Linked DNA regions of Homo sapiens: regions 1 and 3 are each linked to region 2. A link is a loop called in an ENCODE intact Hi-C map of the cell type or tissue named here. Cell type or tissue: mammary epithelial cell. All regions are shown on one strand.

Region 1 (8,000 bases), 67 kb after region 2:
GATTTTGGTTTAGTGCACTAACTAAACCAAGTTTTGGTTTCTTCAACTTCAAAATAGAGATAATATTTTCTTAGCGTTATGGTAAAATTAAATAAGATCAGCTGTGTGCAACAGTTATAAATATCAGCCCCAAAACTGAGGCATGTCAGAGGTAGATATTTATTTTAATAACTCAATTTAATTTGTTTTTAGACCTCCCACTCCACCTGGCTGTTTTGTAAATTAACCTCAGCCCTTTGTAGATTGCCCCTCTACTCTCAGGGTTGTTCCAAGTTCTAGACCACTGTTCTTAATAGATATATAAGGTGAGTTGTATATGTAACTTTAAATTTTCTAGAAGACACATTTCAAAAACTTAGAAAAAACACATGAATTTAATTTTGATGATATATTTTATTTAACTCAATATATTTAAATATGATCAATTAAGCATATAATCAATATCAAAAATTAATGACGTGTTTTACATTAATTGTTTTGTATGAAGTCATTGAAGGCTGGTATGTATTTTACATTCTTAGCACATTGCAATTCAGACTAGTCACATTTCTTGTGCTCAATAGCACATGTGGCTCATGGCTAACGTATTGGATAGCACAGTTCCAGACTCTCAGACAATAGCCAGTTGTTTGGGAAGGAGGGAGGGGATGTGGGATCACACTGGTTATTGCTGAGACCCTTCACTCCCCTGACCCACATTTCTCCTTCTGCTTTGACTTTCTAATTAAATCAGGTGAAAGAAAAGAGAGACATACAGAGGAAAACAAAAATTACTATCTCAAAACCTCGTCTCATCACATGTACTTACTTCAGTGCTTAGTGTTACTATACAAACATGAGCAACTAATCAGTGTTAACAATCATTATTATAACTAAAATCTTTTTCATATTATCATAGCTCTCATTTGAGGTTCATTTCCTCATTAATATATTCCTCCAGACTTACAACATATAGTTTTCCAGAAAAAGGTAAAGAAGCTCTTAATCTAGCATAATTCTGCTTTATAACATAAGCCTTCTTTGTTCAGAGGAAACAACTAGAGAAAGAGACAATTTTATTTATGAAATGAGTCATTGTTCATTAAAAATAAAGACATTAAAAAATAGCATTCCTCACAAGTATTCCTTTAAATACCTTTTAGAACTCACTTTTAGGGGTTATTCTGTGCTATTTTTAAATGCACAGAAGAATTAGAATAAAATGTATTGCATCTTAGAAATCCAGACGTCATGTTGTATTGGTCTTTCATATATTTGCATTTCCAACATTTCCTTTGTGGATCTCTCAGTTAAGGGAGAATTAAATGAAATAATTACACATAAGGCTGTTAGAAGTCTTTAGAGACAGGCCTATCACATGGTGAGTACCCAATATTAATCAAGTGCTGCTCAGACACTATCTTTTTTTAATTACTGCAACAATCCTATGAAGTAACTATTATTAAAATCCCTCCTTTATACACAAGAAAACCAAGATTCATGAAGAGTAAGTAAGTAGCCCTGGGGCACACAGATGGTAATGAAAGAGACAGTGATCCAGCCCAGATAGCCTGACTCTAAAGCCCACACTCTTCATTAGGCTCTACACTCTCCCTGGGCTCTGTGACCCGAAGTGTAAGAGGCAGAGAGCCTTTATCAACTCAATTCACTTGGAGGCTCTGAGTAGCAGGTTTATATACTTCGATTAACACAAACTGATGAAATTGTTACTTGATATATGCAACTTCTTTACCGGGTATGCTCTCTTAAAGTACAGATGTATATATACCATGCTTGTATGGTATCTATATATCTAAATCACCTATATTTATATTTATATTCTCCCTTGCTGATGAAAAGGTAAGGAAACTCAATCTGACTTCCCCTTGTAGTAATGATGATAAGGTCATTTGGATTAACTCTTCTGTACACTGGAACTACAAACAGCAAAAAATTAATAAACACAGACATTCACAGCAACCTAGATGAATTGCTCTTACATACATTGAGTAAAAAAAGTCAGACACAAAAATATAAACTGTATGATTCCACTTATATATGAACAAAACTAAACTATTGTACTTAGGGATGTATGTTTAGATGAGAAAAGAGTAAAGAAAAGCAAGAATTCGAGTATCAGCAAAGTCATGGTTGTGATTCTCTTAAGAGAAAAAGAGGGTATTATGAAGGGAGGGGTCACAAGGTGGGGATTCTAGAAAGTGGCAACTTTCTATTTCTTGACCTGGATAATGGTTACACAGCTTTTTGCTTTATAATAGTTTTCTAAGCTGACATTTAAGTTATCTCTATATTATATCTAGCAATAAAAATGTTTGGAATGAAAAGTCAAGAAAGTAGTACAACTATTAAGTAGCAAAGAATCCCACTATAGTGATGACATCTGTACAGTGATGAATAATTAGAAAATATAAAGTTTCTCAGTTGTGATTGGGTCAGGAGGACCCCCTACAACAGAAGCACTAAAGGGAATTTTAAAGGTGCAAGTTCCCATGATGTCTTCATACTAGATTTTCATTCATTTATTCACTATTATTTATTGAGTACCTGTTATGTTCCAGGTACTGTAGGTGCTGAGGATACTGCAGTGAACAAAACGACAAATCCTTACTCTTGCGGAGCTTATAGTCTAATATGGCTTCAGAAAGAATCTCCATTTTTACAGGATTCCTGTGTGATTCTTAAAATGAGAACAACTGGCCTATGCACTAAGCTTTTCTTCAATCATTCCCAGTCTGCACTTGAAAGACTCGTGTGAATAAAGTTAGAATTTAAAGAAAATTAGTCTCGATCTCCTGACCTCGTGATCCGCCCGCCTCGGCCTCCCAAAGTGCTAGGATTACAGCAGTGAGCCACCTGTAATCCTAAAGCACTTTTGTATAAGTTTTAAAAAATTTGTTACAGCAATTTAATAATTTAAATAGAATCACCTTCAGGAACATAGATACACAAACAAAAACTCAAGCAATTTAATTGAATGGTATATTTAAATGCACCAAATTCTTTAAAATCCTCCAGAATTGACTCAAGTTCATGGATATGAAAAGGTAATTTTGAAGTACTACAGACAAGCGTAAAATAGGCAAAGTCGTTACTTTGCCTTGACCAATAAGACGACAGCCTGTGGATACATTAGACATTTACAAGAGCACTTCTAAGAAATATTAGAGTGAAAAGTCATTAAAAAGGAACATAAATTATTTCATAAGGATACTTTTATAGCTAACAATTTATTTGGTTCTCCAAGGCTTACTTATTTTTATTTTAGAATACCAAACACAAGTTGAGTGTTCAGAATAAGAAATTAGTTAATGGGTACAATGTATGTTATTCAGGTGCTGAATACCCTAAAAAGCCTGGCTTGACCAACATGCAATCTATGCATGTAACAAAATTGCAAAAAAAAAAAAAAAGAACAAAAGTAAATAAATAAAATTCTTTAGCTAATACAGTCAAAAGAAGAAATACCTGTGTAGAAAATAATTCTTTTTTTAATCATCCTTCGAAACTTCAGGTCCCACTTCCCTGTCATTAATCTTTTGAGATTTAAAATTATTCCGCCCCCATCATTCTCATCCTGTGTGTATGTGTGTGTACCTGTGTGTGTTTTCTTAGCATAAATGGAATTTTGTAAGCAAGTGGTTCTTTAAAGATGTAATAAAGAAACTTCTCTGGTTCTGTTTTAATTCCTTCTCCATGACTTAGCTTCGACAGATAAAATTTTATTCAGGGGCTACAAGAGCTTCTTGAATTCCAAGTAGTACTCCTAATCTCTAACAAACGAATCTAAGTGTCATTAAAAAGATAAATAAAACAGGCCGGGAGTGGTGGCTCACTCCTGTAATCCTAGCACTTTGGGAGGCCGAGGCGGGCGGATCACAAGGTCAGGAGATCGAGACCATCCTGGCTAACACAGTGAAACTCCGTCTCTACTGAAAATACAAAAAAATTAGCCGGGCGTGGTGGCAGGCGCCTGTAGTCCCAGCTACTGGGGAGGCTGAAGCAGGAGAATGGCTGAACCCGGGAGGCGGAGCTTGCTTGCAGTGAGCTGAGATCGCGCCACTGCACTCCAGCCTGGGTGACAAAGCGAGACTCTGTCTCAAAAAAAATAAAAATAAAAATAAAATAAATAAAACAATCATATCAACAAAACCCAACAAAGATATGAGATCACTTTATTTAAAAATCTCTTATTTACTGTGCAGAACCCTCTTGATATAAAATGATAGAACTGAATATAACATAGAGCCCAGGTCTCGACGCCCATTCATTCACTCATGCATGCATGTATTCATTCATTCAATGTGCCAGGCACTCTTCTAAGTCCTGGGGATTCATCTGTAAACAAAACAGGAAAAAATTCCTGGCCTGATGATGGTTACATTCTGACTCTGTGTATGTAAAGGGGAAGTGGGAAGGCAGATCGTAAACAAAATTTAAAAGTAGGCTATTAGGAAATCAGAGTATAATAATTGCTATAGACAAAAATAAAGCAGGCTTTGAAAGAGGGAGTTGTGGGTAAGAATAAGATTTGAAATTTTACATAGACTGGTTAGAGAAGCCCTCAAGGAGAAAGTGACATTTCTGTAAAAACTTGTAAGAGGTGAGAGAGTGAACTGCTATGACGTCTGGGAGCAGAGCATTCCAGACGTGGGTATTCAGATTTGCAAGAGCCAGGGCCTGGGGTGGAAGCCTGTACTTGGTCACTTCTCAGAACCTGAGTTGTAAAATGAGCATATTAATTCACCCCACTACCTCCACCCCCGAGTGATTCCAAAGGTTATATGAGGTAATGGAGTTAGTCATGGATATGAAATCTGACACATAGAATTTCCAATTTTAAATTTACCAGTCATTTGTTTAACATCTAATATATACCAAATACTGAGTATATAACTATAAACAAGAACTGCTTTATGATATGAGGGAAATTGTAATCTTATTTTAGAGACACTGGTGAGGGGATAATTTTAATATGTGGTATTTTCTATAATAAATTTAGGGTATTATGGGAAGTATGTAGAGTAGAAAATATAATCCACATTTTTTGGATGAGAAAACTGAAATATAGAGATACTAACTGATGCAGCAAAAGATGGTGTGTGTGTTTTGAACTCTGTTTTTCTGACCTATGCTTGCATCAAATCCCTCTAGTATAATCATCTCCTAGGCTAGCGGGTGCGAACAAGTGACGCCTAGGATGAAACTCATTATTCCTCATTGCTCCTGCTACCATTTTACCCATTGCAGCATCACTCTGAGGCTAATCAACAAAGAAACAGCCAACTACCTGGCACATGGGCCTTTAGTCTGGGAACTTAAGATAAGCTTTCCTTCCCAGAGCCTGCAGAGCCAACGAGTGTAACTAAAAGTTGTCACTGGGGTTTGAGTGGGAGGGGGATTGATAGAGCAATCAGGATGTGGGAAATGAAAATAATCACAGCTTTCACTTGTTTTTTCACATCTGTTTTCTCTTTTGATCCTTGCAACAGTCTCACTAATTAAGCAGGAGTTGTTAGTTCTATAAAAAGCAAAACAAAACAAAACAAAAACCTGTTTAAAGACTATAAGCACTTTGCTCAAGGTCTTATGGTTAGGAAGTGGGAGAAACAGAACTGAAACCCAGATTTCCATCTCCCAACTCCATTGTTCTTTCACTGATTCCATTTGCATTGGAATAGGGGGAGCTAAGGAATAGAATATTGAGGACTCTGGGTCTAGATTCCTTCAAAGGTAAAATGGAAGGGGAGGAGCCATGGGCTAGGTGATATCGTGGATGCCTTTGCATAGGCTGTAACTTCTGCTAGAATGCCCTCCCCCTCCTCTTCCTCTATACAGGGATGCTAATATGCTTCTTATAGAAAATAAACTGTACATTTTGGAGCAGTTTCAGATTAACAGAATTATTGAAAGATAGCTCAGAGAGTTCCCATATACTCACATCCAATTTCCCCTATTGTTAAGATCTTACATTAGTATGGTAATGTGAGATAATTTGTCACAATTCATGAACCAATGTTGATAATTTTTATTAACTAAAGTCCACATTTTATCAAGTTGTTCTCATTTTTTTCCTGGTATTCTTGTTCTGTTCCAGATTCCCATCCAGGATACCACATTACATTTAATAGTCATCTTTCCATAGGCTCCTGTTTCCCTGACTTTCTTAATTTTCAATGACCTTGGCAGTTTTGAGGATTATGGTCAGGCATTTTGTAGAACTTCTTTCACTGAGATTTGGCTGATGGTTTTCTTGTGATTAGGTGGGGATTATGTGCTTTTGGAAAAAAGACCACAGAGGTAGAGCACTATTCTAGTCACATAAAGGGTATATGCTGTCGATATGGCTTATCAATTTTGATGTTAACACTGATGACAAACAAACAAACCAACAAAAACAATAACCTTTACGTATATTCCCAAGTCTGTCTGTCTGTTTCACTTCCTGTTTTTCCTCTCTCTTCTCTGATGTCATTGGAAAAATTAAGCCAGGTGTGGTGGCCAGCACCTGTAGTTACATATATTCTAGAGGCTGAGATGGGAGGATCACTTGAGCCCAGGAGTTCGAGGCTGCAGTGAGCTATAATTGTGCCACTACACTCCAAGATGACACTTTGTCCAGGATGACAAAGCAAAACCCTGTGTCTACAAAGAAAAAAATGTATATGAAAGAATCCTATCATTGGAAAAATTAGAAAAAATGAAAATTGGATAAGAAACAATCAGAAAAAGAAGTATCTCAAAAGAAGGTTGTTTTTTAAATTGCATCAGAAAATTTCAGAAAGGTATGTAATTTATGCAGATCTATGAACACAAATTCACAGAATTATGATGGGGAAAATAATTTATATTTTTTATCCCTGAGTATACTTTACATGTTTACTTCAAATGTACTGTGTCAAATAACTAAAGGCAGATTTAAGAACTAAAGAAGAAAAGAAATTTTCAATTGAAATCTAAGGAAAAGGATAATTACACATCATTCACTAAAATCAGAATGGAATTGATCCTCTCCTGAAAATTAGCCACGGGCTTTTCCAACCAACCTTCTAAATTTCATACGGAGTTAGTTTGTTGCGCCTATCTCCTTTTTCCATTACAAATCTACTTGTATGGAAAATTCAACTTAATATTGACTTTTCTATTTGTAATGAAATTTGTGTGAGTTCTTAAATAAGAAAAAAAGGTGAAATTAAGCTTCCCTTACACTGTTCATGTGTCATTCATAATGAATTTGGGAATCAGAGTGCTCTCTACATATTTTAAATGTCTATTTACATTGCATTGAAACTTTCTTAAATTGCTATAACTATAAAATAATTATTTTGGCAGGAGACAAATATATGGACATTAATATCAAAGCATAACTATACCTGATTGAACTTAAGGTCTCAATGAACATTTATGCCATCTACACTAGTCTTTACAATGTTAAAAACTCAAGAATGTTTTATTTCTTTCAACACTTATGGTCCTGATAGAGTTTGCTCAGGATTGTGACATCCTAGATTGAAAAGGAGCCCTAAAAGACAGTGTGGGGCTGGGAGCAGTGGTTCACACCTGAAATCCCAGCACTTTGGGAAGCCGAGGGGGCAAATCACTTGAAGTCAGGAGTTTGAGACAGGCCTGGCAGCATGACGAAACCGCCTCTCTACTAAAAACACAAAAATTAGCCAAGCGTGGTGGTGGGCGCCTGTAATCCCAGCTACTCTGGAGGCTGAGGCAGGAGAATCACTTGAACTCCTGAGGCGGATGTTGCAGTAAGCTGAGGTTGCGCCACTGCACTCCAGCCTGGGTGACAGAGCCAGACTCTGTCTCAAAAAAAAAAAAAAAAAAAGAAAAGAAAAGTCAGTTTGGCTTAATGGAAGGTGCAGAATGAGGGATCCTGCTTCTCTGCCTCTACTTCTAATGAGGGGAATGACCTGGAGTTACTCAATTAGGAGCTACCCATTTTCTTTCTGTAAAGTGACAGATAGTACCAGGTAGTCTCTAAGGCTTCATTC
Region 2 (8,000 bases):
CCAAGTGTGAGAATATCGGAAATAGGAAGCACTGGAGGCCGGGCACGGTGGCTCATGCCTGTAATCCCAGCACTTTGAGAGGCTGAGGCAGGCAAATCGCTTGAGCCCGGCAAATTGCTTGAGCCCAGGAGTTCAAAACCAGCCTGGGCAACATGGTGAAACCCTATCTCTATGGAAAATACGAAAATTAGCCAGGTGTAGTGACATGCACCTGTAGTCCCAGGTACTCAAGAGGCTGAGAAGGGAGGATGGCTTGAGCCTGAGAGGCGGAGGTTGTAGTGAGCTGAGATTGTGCCATTGCACTCCAGTCTGAGTGACAGAGTGTGATCTTGTCTTAAAAAAAAAAAAAAGAAGTACTGGAAAGCCCTGAAACCATATCAAGGGGCAACTACTGCTCAGCTTTGTTGTCATAATGTGGTAATGTACAATGTAGTAATGCCAAATCTTAGGGGTATCAGAAATCAGATGTTATAAAATACATTACTTTTAAACTGTGTTTGGATTAGCAGAACACATTTCCCAAGTCTTCATAATGGCTACAAACAGGTGTTTGCTACTTCTCTAACCTCCTTCCTACAAGCCTCCTACCAATCTCTCACTCCCTCTGTCACCACCACATTGACCCAGCTGTTCCTGAGCTGTGCAGTGCACTCTCCTGTCTCAAGGCCACTGCACCAGCACTTTCCTCATCAGGAGCACCCTTTCCCTACATAGCCACATAGCTCATTCCTTCATCTCCTTCATGTCTTTTATTAAATGTCTTCACCTCAGTGAGACCTTCCTTGACCACCCTATTTGAAATCGTATCCTCTCCCCACACTTCCTCCCAACTTGATTTTGTTCAAAAACACTTGTCTTCCTCTAATATTATGAATTTTATTTATTGGATTTGTTTTCTATCTCTTCCAACAATAGAATGTAAACTACTCGAAGACAGAGATTTTAGTTTATTTTGCTCATGGCTATGTCCCCAGTGCCTAGAACAGAGGCTGGCATATAGTAGAAACTTCATTAATGATTTTTTAAATGAAGGACTGAATACATAGATGAATCTGCAAGCCATCTTTGTTCTGTGGTTTGGGCTTCCAATTTTTGACATCTTATTTACACTGAAAATCTTATAGCACACCCTGAAGGAAAGAGAGATGATATAGTTTGGGCAGTGAACATCTAAATTATTCCTTTCTAGGAAAGTCAAATAATCAAATGACATCATCCACAAAATTGCAGAGCATTTCTTTCAGTTATAATGTCCTACATAAGCAAACTAAAGCGTACACAATCATGTCAAACTTATTAATCTCATGATATTTTAGTCGCTCTATTTTCATTCAGTGTTTATTCAATAATCATGAGGCCTTAGAATTTAAACTGCTCAGAACAAGTCCCCTTACCCACAATGTTGAGCTTCAGGTTAAGTCTAAAATTAAGCATATTTCCTTTGCTGATTGGGAAATGAAAATAAATATGAGAGAGGCAAGAGGGAGCAAAGATTAAGCCTGATCTTTGTGAAGGAAAAAAGTTAATTCACGAAGATTATGTTTTCTCTGAAAGACTCACCTTTCCCCTTTACTCTGGCCTATATGAGTCAAAATTTTGGATGCTATTCTTAAGAATTCAGGTCATTTCTCTCTCTCCTTCTACTCTTTGCTCAGAAAAGCTTCAGACAAAGCCACTAAATTTACAAACTAAAATTCAGGTTGTGGGTGTGTGTATTTTTGTGTTCTCTGACATAAGAACAGACCAAACATATAGCACTCTTCAAGGACATAGGATAGATGAACATATGTTAATATACAACAGATGTCATGAGAAGCATGAAATACATTTCATGACTCCATAGTAAATTTTGTAAGTCATTGCCACAAGAATTGGTACATAATGAAAATATAAACGTTTGAAAAAGATGAATTCTTACATAAAAATAGATTCTTAATAATTTATGAAAGGTGAATTATTTGGATATATTCTTTGCCCCTTCGAAGTATGTGACAAGTAGGGTTTAGTCTAAAACAGAAACCTCTTTAGCTATTCAATCAGGAAATTTAATTTAGGGTTTACAAAACATTGTAAGACAAGAAAATCAGGGAAACTGCCACAAGTATTCAGGAAATCAGGTAAGGCAGGAGTTGCAGGGGACCTTCATCACCTGTCTCAGTTGTCTGAAGCACCTAAGTAGGTGATTTTCAGGCAGACCCCCAAAAGTCACTGGCAAAACCTCAGATCTGCTATCTGCCAGTGACCCTGTACCTGCTCACTAACTCCAGAGCAATAACAGTGCCTTCTCTTCCACCTTCTCGTGCAAGTGTCTCTCGTTAGAAGACCCTAAATCAGAGCACTACTTACAAGGAGTCTAGAAAACATAGCCTTTATGTTTCTGGGCCTTGCTTCCAGGGAGAGTGAAGAAGGCCCCATGCTGAGACACCAACAGACAATCCTGCTCCAAGTTGAAACCAGTGGAAACAGCGTACTTTTCCTCTGTTTTCTGCAAATGGACTCAATCCATTTAGGCTGAGGCAGGCGAATTCTAGCATGACCCAGTATACCAAACTGTTCTTATGAAAGAACCAGCCACTCCCAGAACCACCAGTGGGTTTAACAACCTTTTTTTTTTTACGGCGTTTTCATTCTCTTAATAAGACAATCCCAGTCTTCTTTTCACTCACATTCACTGATTCCTTTAAAGAGTTAATTCTGCTGAAAGGTCTTGCTCTATGTGTACATTTCTTAACTGGCATCCCTACTAAGAATAGGGAGCAATGAGGAAAGGTTGTGGAAACAAGGGAAAATTAGTTTATGCAAATAAGGCAGAATGATATTTTACCAGGCTGACACTAAATTTATCTTAGTAAGATTGGTATTACAGTATAGTCTAGCAATTTTCCTCCTGCATCTCTGAAACCTTCCTAGCCTGTGACTCAGTTTCCTACATTAAGGGGCTGTTGCCGCTGTAGTTAGGGTAGTCAGAGGAAGGAAATGCTTGCTCACCTTTGCTGTGTTTGGAATAACCACTCCACATCAAAGAGGTGACTCATTCTGTCCACTTGCCAGCTCTGAGCTTGCTTTCTACCTCCCACTACCCTTTCCTGGCTGTGCTGTTCTTGGCTGGAGAGACTTTTCACCAGCAAGTCCAGGTTTGTGGAGCCTGGCACACTTACCTCCCTGAATGATGAGGCTTTCCAAGGTGGGTTGCTCTACAGGTTGGGACCTGAAGGTGACCACCAGTTTGCCCAACCTACCATTCAAGGTGTATGACTCAAAGTCAAGAAGCTGGGCTTTACTGCTCCTCAAACAGCGAAAGGGAAATGAAATCATTTTATTTCCCCCTTCGTGTTAACAGTAAATATGTAAGCTGAAGATGTTATAAGTTCCTATTTTCATTGGATTTAGAGAAACATGTTGCTGCCTGGAATCACAGAAGCCATCAGGTTCATTTCAGTGAACTCGACAGTGTTACTGTAGTGTGGGGCAGATGGTAAATGCTCAGAAAATATTTATTCGTGTTAGATATACCTCTGTCTGGATGAAAACCATCTTGTGGTAAATAACTTCACTGTAGACATTCTTAGAGAGGGAAAATCCACACTTCATTTAATAAAATCCACTACAAGATTCAATATAGAGGAGAATGTGGGCATGGAAAAATAAAGGACTTTGGAATTAATAGAGATAGGTTTGAGATTAGATGCTCTGGGCAACTCCCTTACGTTCTTATCAAATAATGCAGTGTGTGGTAAAGGAGTCTGGAGTCAGATTGATCTGTTCTAGAATCTCAGAGGCCCACTTAATAGCTACATGGCTATTGACGGTTGACTTCCTTAATCTTCAGCTTCCTCATGTAATACATAGAGTAATAATGAAATTTTCCTCATAAGCTTGTTGTAAGGATTAAATAAGACAGTGCAAATAAATGTTCTAAACAGAGACCCTAGGACACAATTAGTATCCAATAAATTTTAGATATATTCTAAACTTGTTACCTAACTTGGAAAAAGAAAAAAATAAAACATGCCATACTCTGCTGCAAAGGGATTTTACAGATTCTGTGAACATGAAGAAAATGCCTCCCGAGTGTGATTTGTAAGCATTATCTAACTTGCTCATTGTCATGAGCCCATTCCTTTTCTCCAGCATTTGAATGTGGGCTTGCTGCTATTATCTTTTGGCATAGTCCTTGAAAATTTGCACATCGGTTTAACAGACCAGCATTTAGAATGTATGCACATGCACCCTGGAACTTATGGAAAAGAAAAAGGATGCTTAGAGCTCTTGATTACTTCCATTAATGATGAGTTTGACAACCTGCATCTGCAAAATCCTCAGATACTTTACCATTGAACGTTCACATTGCCAGCATTCCCTCATGCTTGGATATTTAGGGGAACTGAAATCGACTCCTGGTGGTAGATTGGTGGTCTTCCTTTGACAGACCCTCTTCAGCTTCTTATGGTGTTTTATTTGCTATTTAATGTTCTAAATAAAGAAGATTTTAATTTAAATTATTGGCATGAATTTTATCATTTCATCATATATCTTTATATTGAGCAATACCAGTTTGAAATGCATATATAAGAGCATTTAGTTTGAATATACCCATGTATTTCATTCTTACCAGAACAGTGAAAACACTCTACTCATTCAGCTGTTGTATTTCATATCTTAATATACTACACTCACATTCTGCCATCACTCTCTCCTTTCAACTTACGAATAAATAAGGAAAGACTTTTTAAAAAGTGTGTGCTGCCCTATTTTTCCGTTTCCTTCTTTGTAATAGTCCCTGGACTGACACCTGTTGAAACCAGACCCTTCCAGGATGGTACTGGCAGTAGAATGACCTGACCATGTTAGAGCAAAGCTCCTCTTTCCCCACCTTTCCTTTAAAGCAGCCGGTTAACCTTCTTTGGCCTGCTCTGCTAAGTAATAATGCTTCTGGGGCATTTGGAGAAGAATTGGTGTGAATGGGTTTATATATTACCCAGATGGCCTCACTATTACTCATAGTCAATTGGGAAATTTCCAACCATTTCTACTTCTAATTACCTAAGGGATTTGAACAGACATCTGCTATTGAGCTCATTTGAAAAGAGCATGTCTGAGTATTAGGTTTCACTCAACAAACATTAAGTGAGAACCATTAGTAAGGGAGTGGGGTGAAATAGAAGAAAGTCCTTCTGGTTTCACGAAAATATCAATTTAGGTTCAGTCCCCAATTCTGCCACTACTGTGTGTATAACCCTGAGAATGTCAACCTCAGAGCATCTTACTGATCTATAAAATAAAGTAATATCTCTTTTCAATGTTGTGAGGAATAAGAAATATTTTTGTGCTTAAAAACTCCTCAGTAGTAATAAGTGTTTAATAAATGGCAGCTGTTATTAGTGTTGCTTTCTTATTATTCTAAACTTTTCTAGCAAAAGGAAATGCTCAGAGAAACTGTCCGGTTCTTCTTTAGGTGTTCCTATCCCATAAGGCTGTTATATTTAATACAGAAAATGGGTGGAAAAATGCTTAGTAAAACAACAAATATAGAGTTACTATGGTTATTTGGAGAAAAGGCACTTAGAGCCTGAGAAACACTGTAGACTAGGCCAAATAGAGTGACTTTCCTTTGTTAGAATATAAGACAAGAGGACAAAAAAGGAATTAGCTTAGGGCATAGCTGAGATAATGTTTCTCATACGCTTCTTGGATTGATTTATTCTTTAATTGAAGCAATTCTAACATAAATTTTGTTTGGTGGTGTTTATGTGTACCTGTGTTCATGTGTGTATGTATGTGTGTGTGTGCCTCTGTGCATGTACACACTAAATATTTTTATTTGACTGAACAACTTTCGTTTTATTGATCTTAAGGATTAGGACACAAGAAGGAACAAGAAGGAAAGCTGGAGTTTGCTCTTAATATATTACTAAAAAAATGAAGCTAAAAATATCCTAATATTGCTAGCTGGATGCATTTACACATATTCTAAATCTATAAGGCTTAGGAAATTGCTTATACGAATACTCATTAATTCAGTCTATTCTTTGTCTCTGAGTAGTGGATAACCTTTTTGAAAAGTTGAATTTCTTTACTAACCTGGAAAAACCTACACTATTTGCAGAACATTTATTCTCCGTAAGCTATCCTGACTAAAAGTCTGGCATTAGGAATTGGCTGTGGCAACATAGGCCATGTGATAAGGGGGTTATTAGATTACCTGAATAATTCTATCAGTAAAGACAGCCTATGTAGGCATGTAACTCAGTCCTCTGAGCCTTGTGGTTAAGTTTTATTTGCTTGCCTTTCCTGGGTAATTACTCAGATTTCCTCATCACTTGGCTATATAGACATCGTGAAGATTTTTAGCTCAAGCTCAGAGAGTTAAGAAAGGCTGATTCGCATAATTGGTATTCTGCCTTTAAAACATCTATTCATTAATGCTTAAATGAATAATTTGCCTGAACTTGCCTTTTGAACTTTCTTGCGTGGGATGCTATTTGCCATCCATGACTATGAGGTTTTACAAGTCTACCTAGAAATACATAGCCTTCTTAAAGTCCTTTCTCCCTTCCTCTCCCTCTTCCTTCCTTGTTTTCTCCCTTTCTTTTTTTTCCTTCCAAATGTTTTTTATAGAATTATATAATGCTAGATCTTGACAGAACCATGGAAATTGTAAGTCTTCTAGTTTTTCACAAACTTCATTAATTCCTACACATGAATTTTAACATATCTAGTTATTTAATATTTTTTCTAAATAGATTATTTTTTTAAAAAACTAAAATATCCTTTAGATACCTTCTAAAAAACTATATTCAAGGATCATGGACTTAGTAGATTGACTATTTTTTCCTGATAAATAATAAAAGAAATGTGTATCAAGTCAAGTTTGGACATACACCACTTAAAATCATCTCAGTTAGCTTTCGGAAACACTGTCCCAGGCTTCAAATGAGAAAACTGAGGCCCAGAGAAATGTAGTGAAGTTTTCCAGAGGCCAATTAGGAATATAGCTAATAGTTGAAACCATGCTTTCGGATTCTTAAATCCAGGCCTTTCTTGGTGTAGCACACTGACTTGTGTTTCTTATCTATTTGTCAGGTTTTAAGAAATAATCACAAACTGTTACAGAAAAACCATCAGTAGGCATGCAGTGAAAACAGCCCATCTTCCTATTTATTTTTTCTTTAATACTTCTTAGGTCACCAAGTGCCACAGATGCAAGACAGTGGTCCTCAACAAAAGTACTTATATGGAGGTTCACAAAGACTTTCTAAGGGCATGGATAATGTTAAGGATGTTTTCACAGCCACACGTATCCTGTGAATTCTTTCCTAAAAAACGGTCTGTAGTTACAAAGAAGCCATGCTTTTCCTCCACCTGGAATCTTAATATGAAGCATTGTCTTGGAGGGAAAAACACTTCAGCTGGTGTAGGCGTGGAAGAGGGAGAGTTTCATGTCTGGGTAACAAATCACAGGGGGGCTCTAATTCTTTGCCTTCTGCTAAAATGAAGAAGGGCTAAACAAATTTTTCGCTGATAGATCTTTAAAAATACTTTTGCATTGACAGTAATTTTTGGCACAAAAGTTGTATAAAGGTCCAAGAATTAAACGTCATAACTGTAATTAAAAAGTGTTTTCATTCTCATTCATAAATAAAGGTTTTGTTTGTTTGTTTTAGCGTTTACCTCAGTTAAAATGACAAGAATAGAAGTAATATCAAACTCTAACTTATTCTAGCAATAAGTAGCATTCAGATACAGATCTATGAGGGAAAAACCAAAACCCGTTAAGAGATAATTTTGTTCTTTTAGATTTAATGTATACTTATCAATATTTTAATATTTTAATTAGTTATATTAAATGATTCAATAATAGAATGTATTTTGATACATTATTAATACATGCTTACTACTAATACTTGTAATATTACAGAAGAAATATTTTTTAACATTTACAACCTGTTAGGAAATTAAAAAATTATATTTCTTTTATATTTTTGCTGCAAAGAAGTATA
Region 3 (8,000 bases), 180 kb after region 2:
AATTGCTTGAGCCAGTGAGGTGGAGGTTGCGGTGAGCTGAGATCACGCCACTGTACTCTAGCGTGGGTGACAGAGCGAGACTCCATCTCAAGAATATGTATATATATATGTATACATATTCTCTAGAATATATATATGTGTGTGTGTGTATATATATACTGTCCTAAGTCTTATACAATTCCCAGTATAGAACTTGGTCGTGGTCTTAAATGCAGCCTGCTTTCCGACTGTATCTGTGCTTATGAAAAACTGGAAAAAGGCTTTGTAATTGTCCTTCTTACACTGAGCCTTACATAAACAGCCTTATAACTATTCACAGGAGCACTCACTGCACCATGTATGGGGTGATGGTGATACGCTTCCACAGAGTTTTTAACTTCAATGCTTTTTTTCTCCATTGGCTCATATTATAATTTTCAAGATGTTTTCTTTTCTTTTCTGATTGCCTTGATACTGACCCAAATCCTTTACCTCTAAATATTCTTTCTCTAGGATTTTTGTCAAATTGTAAATGATATATGAGCTCTTTTCGGCTACAGACTAGGTCGAATTATGCAGAAGGAATTTTCAAGATTTTTAGGACTCTTACTGTGATAAGTCTTTCTGTAAACTAAAGGATCATATCTTGAGCTATTTCTTATTTTTGCAGATTTTAAAAAATTTGAGATGTCTTTTCCTTTATGAGGTAGTGTAGTGTAGTAGTAGGAGTGTCAGAATGAAATGCACAAAGATCTGGGTCCTAGTCCCATTTCTGCCATTTTGTAACCATGTACATGAGTTGGGGCAGATCGTTTAATCTGTTTTCTTATTTGTAAATTGGGGGTAATAGTAGAAGAGATTATATGGTGTATTAGAAAAGAGGGAAAAGCAAAATACAGCTGTGAAAACTATGTAAGCAAATTGGAAGACAATTTATAAAAAAAGTTGGGTTTTTTTAGTAATTGTATTTAAATTTATTTCAGTGTTTTATTGTTTTATGTTGTTTTTGTCTAACTTAAATGTGAGAAAAAAAGCAGAGTTCTGGATAGAAGGCAGATAACCTTTGTTCTCATCCAACCTGAAGCACTTATTTGCTAAATAATTCCAGTCAAAAACAGAAGAAACGTGGTATTTTAGTTTTATCTTGAGGAAAGGTCCTGCTTCTCTTACTCTATCTAAAAGCCTAGAAATAAAATGATAATTATTCTATGACTCATATACTTGCTTTTTATGTTATTGGCTTATTATGAGACTCAAATCAGGTAAGGTATATAAAACTGCTTTGAGAATGGTAAGAAGCTGTACAAATAAAAGTTCTAAGATATGGCTTATAAATTCTTTTCAACCCTCCGTTTTTCCTTTCACTCCTACAAAAGTTTGCTTTTGAAATGATTAAAATTTTTAAAAAATTAAAATATTTTATTCTAAGCCTGGCTATACTGTTTTAATTTGTAGGATTTTAATCGTTTACCATTGTATTTGTAGCAGCTAGACTGATAGGAGATTTGTGTTGTTGAGTCCATCCCCTTTCAGGTATCTCATCTAGGAATGCAGAAGCAGAAAGGTAGGGCAGACTGGCTGGATCCACTAGAATGGATTTCCTACTGAATCAATACTTGTCTCAAAACCATATTAAAGCGAGGAACAGTGGCATGCACCTATAATCCCAGCTACTTGGGAGGCTGAGGTGGGAGGATGGCTGCATCCCAGGAATTAAGGCCAGCCTGAGTAACATAGCAAGACCCTGTCTTGTAAAACAAACAAAACCAAAGCATTAAAACCAAAGTACTTTTAGTTTTCACTGAAACCTACATGATGTTCTTATTTCTATATAATGTTTTGTATATTAATATACATTAGAAAAATACACAGCATCTCCTTTTAAAAGTAAATTTGTTTTAATATTTTTAAAATTAATTTAAATAAAATGTTAAGGCATTTATAGTCAAGGAATATGACAAAAATTGTGAAAGTGCTGCTCAAGTAGCCAAACTTTGGGAAATCTAATTGGAATGTGGGTAAGCAAGATCCTCCTGTCGCGTAGCTGGGGGAGACTTTATAGATAACACGTTAGATGTTACCTAAGGTTTCTTGAATGCATGGTTCAGTTTAAGAAGTATGTTTAGTTATTACTCTTGGATGAAGAAAATATTAGTTTTAAGTGAGTGTTAATGGACTTTGCCCATGAACTGCATACATGGTCATATATTTTTACTGTTAAGAATTACTGATATGTCCCAGATGTAAAGATCATAGTTTTTATGTCCTTGAGAGCAAAGCCCAGTTGGTAAATGATAAGAAAGTTCATTATAAGTTCATTAGTCAATCTGAGTAAGTATTTGAGTAAGTATCAGGGCAGGTGTGTGTCCTTATTTGAAGATAAGATTACCAAAGAGTGGCAGTTTACACTGTCTGAGCAGGCACATAATCTACATGTATCCAACAAAAGCAGAAACCCTTTCTGTCAATAAAGTTAATTTGATAAGTTTAGGAGTCAAAATCTGGAAGTCCAAAAAGATGCATAGTGAGGAGAATCATCAAGCATGCATGAGGAAACCAACTGGGATGGCATTACAGGAAAATGATGTAGTTACTTGGAAGCAAGCCACCTTCGTGGTTTGCATTCTTTGGAAATATGTTCTATCTAATTGCTGAACTTTGCAAAAAAATGAGTGATTTGACTTGCTGATTCCAAGTTAATTACTTGGCCATTGAAAGTTTTTATAGAAGAGCATTCATGGAATTTGTGTGACCCAGAATGATCCCTGCCTGTGTTTTCTCACCTGCCTTTCTTCTTGCAAACCTTTCCTGATTTGTAAAACGTGTATAAGAAACTCAAATATTGGACTTTGGAGACTTGTCATAAAAAATTGTGTTGAGCTATTGCAGGATCTTGGAGAGACAGAGGTTATCTTGGGAAGGAGATCCAGGTCTAGTGTACTTGAAAAAACAATCGGTACTTGAGAATGAAAAAGAGGTAAAAAAAACAAAGGAAGCAAATATAATTGGCGGTAAGGTCACAAATCCAATAATAAGAGAAAGCCCATATATTAAAATTGAAATATTAGAGTCTATAGATGCATATTTCCCTAAATGTAACACATTCAAAGTTATTACATGGTGCTTATAATTATTTTGAATTAGATAACTCTTCTCTGCATCATTACCTGAATTGAATATAAAAGTTCTAGCAGTTTTATTAGAAGCACAGAAAGCCTTTTCCTGACTTCCTGTGCCATGACCTAGATTTTTTCAGTTATTTATTCATCATTCAGTATTTATTCAGCACCTCCCATGTACCATACATAGTCCGTACCTTTCTATGACTTGCAGTCTAAGAAAAAAGATAACCATTGCAAGTTTGATTATTATGGCGAAGGACTTTCTTGTTTGTGTATGGAAACATAACAAAGACACCTAATTTAGACAGGAAGTGGTAAAGGAAAACCACTTTAAGGAAGAAATATTATTTAAGTTCAGGCAAAAAAAAAAAAAAAAAAAAAGGGGGGGTCGCGGGGCAGGGGAAGAGTATCCCAGACAGCATATGTGAGAGCTGTGAAGCTAGAAATCTTGGCACATCAACAACTGACATGTCTGGAGTGTTGAGAATAGCGGTGAAAAGAGGAAATGGGGTGCGCAATACACGGACGGGGCCCAACACAGGTCTCCTAAGCCTTATGAAAAGTACAAGTAATATCATAAGTTAGATGAGGGGCCATTGAAGGATTTAATGTCACTGTCTCATGAAACAAAACTTTTTTCTTGGATATTCACATTCTCTCCACAGGTTTATTCACTTCTGCCCTCTCGTGTATCTAAAAATTAAACTTCCCTGGATGCTGTCACTCCTCTTTGTTACTGGCCCATCCATCATATTCTCTTTGTGCCCTAACTTCTAGCAAAAAGAGCTAATATTTATTGCATCTGTTTCTTCATGACCCGTTACAATCTATCCTCTGTTCTCATAATTAGATTGGAACTGCTGCTTCCAAAGGTGAGGTGTTCATGACTGAATCATCAGCGAACCCAGTAGTCACTCGCATTGTTGACCATTAGTTCCCTCAAGGCTCCCTTTTTGATGTTCATGGCACTACTCTTATTCATCACATTTCTAACAACTGTCTTCTCAGTCTTCTCTCTGACTAGTCACTGAATTCACCCTTCCTCTTAAAGCAGATTTTCAATAGTTTTCCAATCTTTTAAATCTTGATTTCTCTTTCTTCCTAGGGCATCTGTATCTACCATTTGGTTTTCAGCTCTTACACACACTGAAGATGTGCTACCTAACATTTTTAGTCCAGACTTCTCTGCTTTACTGCAGTTTTGCATTTTCTAGCTGCTTTTTAAATCCCCCCAAATGGCTGTGCCATTTGTACCACAAACTCAATCCTTAGAAAACCAGAATCCTACTGCAATCTAAATGGCTTCTTGTCTTATCTTGGTTAAAAGCTTTGCCAAGCATTCACATTGGGAACCTGAATGTTACCTTTCATTTTTTTTCTCACCTACTCTCACACCTCCTCCCCCCATCTAATCATGTGTCAAATCCTGTTGACTACATCTCTGCAGTGTCTCTCAGGTAGTCACTGCTTCCCATTACTGCTGCCATTGCCTTTGTTCATACCCAGCTCACAAGCAGCCAGCTTAAAATCTTCTAATTCATCTCCCAGCCTCTATTTCCTGCCTTTCTCCCAATCTGAACCTGTTTTCCATGTCTGCTAGAGTTATCCTCCTAAAACATACATTTGATGATCTTAGTGTCTTGCTTTTTTACTTAATAAAGTCATAACTCCTTAGCCTTATAATTAATGTGCTCCACAAATTTGCACCAAACCATTTTTCCTCTTGCATCTCCCAGGTACCTGTGCCCTAACCAAAGCAGACTGTTCTAAAAATCTAACACACATTTACATCGTCATGCCATTTTGTGTATTTTTCCATGTTTCTCTTTTTACTGAAGAACTGCCCATCCCATAATGCCCAGTGAAGATTACATTTCTTTGATGAAATCTTCCCTGATCCTCTTAAATAAAATTGTTTTTTTCCTATGTGTCCCAAAAGCATTGTATGTGATTCAATCATATAAAGCATTTGTTTCTGTAAAACATCATTGTGCACCTGCCGTGTTTAAAGGGCAGAATTTATTCTTCAGCTTATTCGTGGTTGTGAGGGAGAAAAAAGAGATCCTCCTCTAAGTATTGTTTGAAGATAGAGTGCATGTCTTCTCTGTATATTTTTATCTTCACAGTATCTAGTACAAAACCTTGCACATATAACACATTTGTTGAATATCTGTCATAGCAATTATCATTTGTTCTGTTTCATATACAAAGTACTTCCAAGGAGTCAGCTTTTAAGGTGTAAACACACACACACACAGACACACACGCACACACACACACACAATGCTGCAGTTGCTTTCAATAAATGAGGACATATTTCTCTGCTCAGGCTTTCCAGCAGTGCTTTATTATATAAGCTATTCTGGTTAGCTCTATTTTATGGATCAGATGCTTGCCCTGGCTACCTTGAGGAGAAGGGGTCCAGTGTAAGAATTTGTAAGGCCTGGGACCAGATGATGTCAGGAACCAAAGCAGCTTTAAGGGTATGCTCTTTTCCTCACCTGTCATTTTCTTTATGACTATGCTCAATGCTTCCCTGCTCCCCTCTGAGAGTCTTTTTCACTTTATCTTTTTTTTACTCGTTTTTCTCTTACCATAGACTTGTCTTAGAGAGAATTGTATGGGTACCATCATCTGTCTCTACTTCATGACCTTTCAGCTTCACCTCCCACCGTTAATTGTAGCAGTCTTTACCTGTCCCAGTTACAGTTCCCAAGAGAGAAACTGATGGGCCCAGTTCTCCTTTTGGACCAGTCCTCATTATAGGTTTCTCGCATAGGCAGCCCTTTGGTCATATATACCACCTCTGGTCCAACCACCTCCAGCCTGCTACACAACGTGGCTGGCTCAGTCATAGGAATTATGAATGGGGTAGTTCCTCTTCATAAGGGATGTGAGCCTTTTCTGCCTACACTCACCAAATGCCATCACTGGATAGAAGTATTTATATATCTAAGTACACTTAAAAAATTTGAATTATTTTCCTACTCTCATATCTTAACAGAACTTCCACAAACACTAAAATAGTTGTATTGATTTAAAAAATTATGACCCCAATTATTGATTCTCTCTTTTTCATAATGTGCCTTGTCCTTCAAGCCACACACTTAACAAGATTTAGGATTGCTAACATTCGAAAAAGTCTTAAATTTTAAAGATTCTTTTTCTTTATTCTTCCTCACCTTTTCTAAATAGAGCCCATGTAAATTCCCAACATTTCGTGTTTGCCCTCTCTTTTACTATCTCTTATTTTATTGCTTCCAATAATTTTAGATGAACTCTGGAGAAGATGTGAGGCTGAGTCTCTTCACTTTGCGCTCAACTTTAGGTCAAGTTCTTTTGACACACCACAAATGGATTTTATGTTCAGTGATTTGCTGAGTGAAGAAGTTAGAGAAGCCATGAAAATAAAAAGGATTTCTCTAGATTAAAGTCATCCAGTCTAATAGTCTGTGAAATTTCCAAGATTTTTCAACTTTGATTTCATTCCTAAGTTATGTAATACCAAATATCTCAGTAAATCATTTTATACCTATAGCATGAATATCCCATTTCTAATTTAATCTCATCTTTTGCTTGTCTTCATGTGCTCCTGAAAACAGCCTTTTATGGCTGTACCCAGAATCAGTTTAGCATTCCTTTATCCTAGTCTTCTTTAATTTTTTAAACATTAATGGACTGTTTTTAAAAGTAGTAATCAAGCAGCATGCTGATAATGCAAAGTCTTCCATGGCATTTCTCTTGCCTTTAGCTAATATTTGTAATTCTTTGTTAATATGTTTTGGTATGTGTGTTTTTTTCTGCAGCTGTTAGGACATGGCAAAATTACAGTTGAGTCTAAAAACTAGCAACTTCTTGTTCTTCTCAGGAAAGCCAAGAAAAACGATATAATGAAACATTAAAACCAATCTCTAAGGAATCAAATGTGGAATATCTAGGTTTCAGTGCTATCATTGGTAGGCACTCAGTAAATATTTGTTAAAATGACTGACAGAATTTTTATTAAGTGAATAGAATTTATGATCATTTCAAACCCTTACAATCTAGGTTTCAAAGGCAAAGCAAGTAGGTAAAAATCAAGTTTCTTTTTGGAGACACATAAGGCACAACTAATGACAGCACTGACTTCCCGAAAAGTCTCGAAGTTAATTGTGTATCACTCACTAGAACGTCATCCTTTGAAAAGACAGCCAACGACATCCACATTGCCTTGCATGCAATGCCCTACATTTCCACGGACCACATCCAGTGTCCTCATTTCTGTTTGAGGCCCAGGGGAAGCATGCCTGGTCTTTCTCTTTATTTCACAGCTTGAAATTACCCATCTGCCAATAGATCAATAGTATTAGTCTATTGTCTTGTAACTTCTTTAAGGGAAAGAACATCTAGGAGTCATGGTGCTTTTAACAGAACACGATGAAGTATTGCTATGACAACCTTAATTGTATATTATAGGCAAATCAGATACCACCTTGAGAAGACAAGATAAACAATTGCCTGCACTAATGGCTTAAGACAAATTTATGAGAAAAAAATGCTTATAATTTAGAAAGCTGTATCCATTAACTTGTGTATGAATTGGAAAATGCCTGCTTTTATTTAATTTTAGCAGTAAAGCACCTAGCTTCAACTTGCAAAATATTTGTTCCATTAAATCTGAGAACCAATGATCTTAGTGATTTACCTCCTGATAATTAAACAAAATGACAAATTAATCTATTGTAAAGTCTAATGTAAAATTTTTTAGACTTTCAGAAAATGTATCACTGCTTTTTTATTTTAAGAAAGTGCTTGTGTCTGTATTTATATCTCAACAAATTATAAAATGCTCTGTACCTATTGCCTCTCTTTTAATGCCCTTGGCTTCCTACCACACTTATCCTGTACCATGCACATATG

What was found. Hi-C counts contacts between places; a loop is a spot of excess contacts. Peaks named below come from ENCODE experiments on the same cell type or tissue, not always from the same donor. Only the 100,000 strongest peaks of a DNase experiment are listed, where the experiment ranks them.
Region 1: a loop joins it to region 2, with 6 times the contacts of the local background. A loop is called at or near these places in 5 of 110 quality-filtered maps.
Region 3: a loop joins it to region 2, with 3 times the contacts of the local background. A loop is called at or near these places in 3 of 110 quality-filtered maps.

The regions. Positions count from the first base shown.
Region 1 is chr9:21,612,969-21,620,968 of GRCh38, reverse strand. No RefSeq gene overlaps it. Among named protein-coding and RNA genes, the nearest start is that of MIR31HG, 57 kb to the right of the region's middle. In mammary epithelial cell, no CTCF peak of the experiment used is centred here; a DNase peak (open chromatin) is centred at 4,698; H3K27ac peaks cover 1,899 bases.
Region 2 is chr9:21,680,137-21,688,136 of GRCh38, reverse strand. No RefSeq gene overlaps it. Among named protein-coding and RNA genes, the nearest start is that of MTAP, 120 kb to the left of the region's middle. RefSeq lists an enhancer at 2,453-3,652. In mammary epithelial cell, no CTCF peak of the experiment used is centred here; DNase peaks (open chromatin) are centred at 3,106, 5,006 and 6,406; H3K27ac peaks cover 7,944 bases.
Region 3 is chr9:21,501,620-21,509,619 of GRCh38, reverse strand. The region is part of intron 1 of MIR31HG (MIR31 host gene); the gene reads left to right. Among named protein-coding and RNA genes, the nearest start is that of MIR31, 6.6 kb to the left of the region's middle. RefSeq lists an enhancer at 4,243-4,778. In mammary epithelial cell, no CTCF peak of the experiment used is centred here; DNase peaks (open chromatin) are centred at 2,579 and 3,999; H3K27ac peaks cover 732 bases.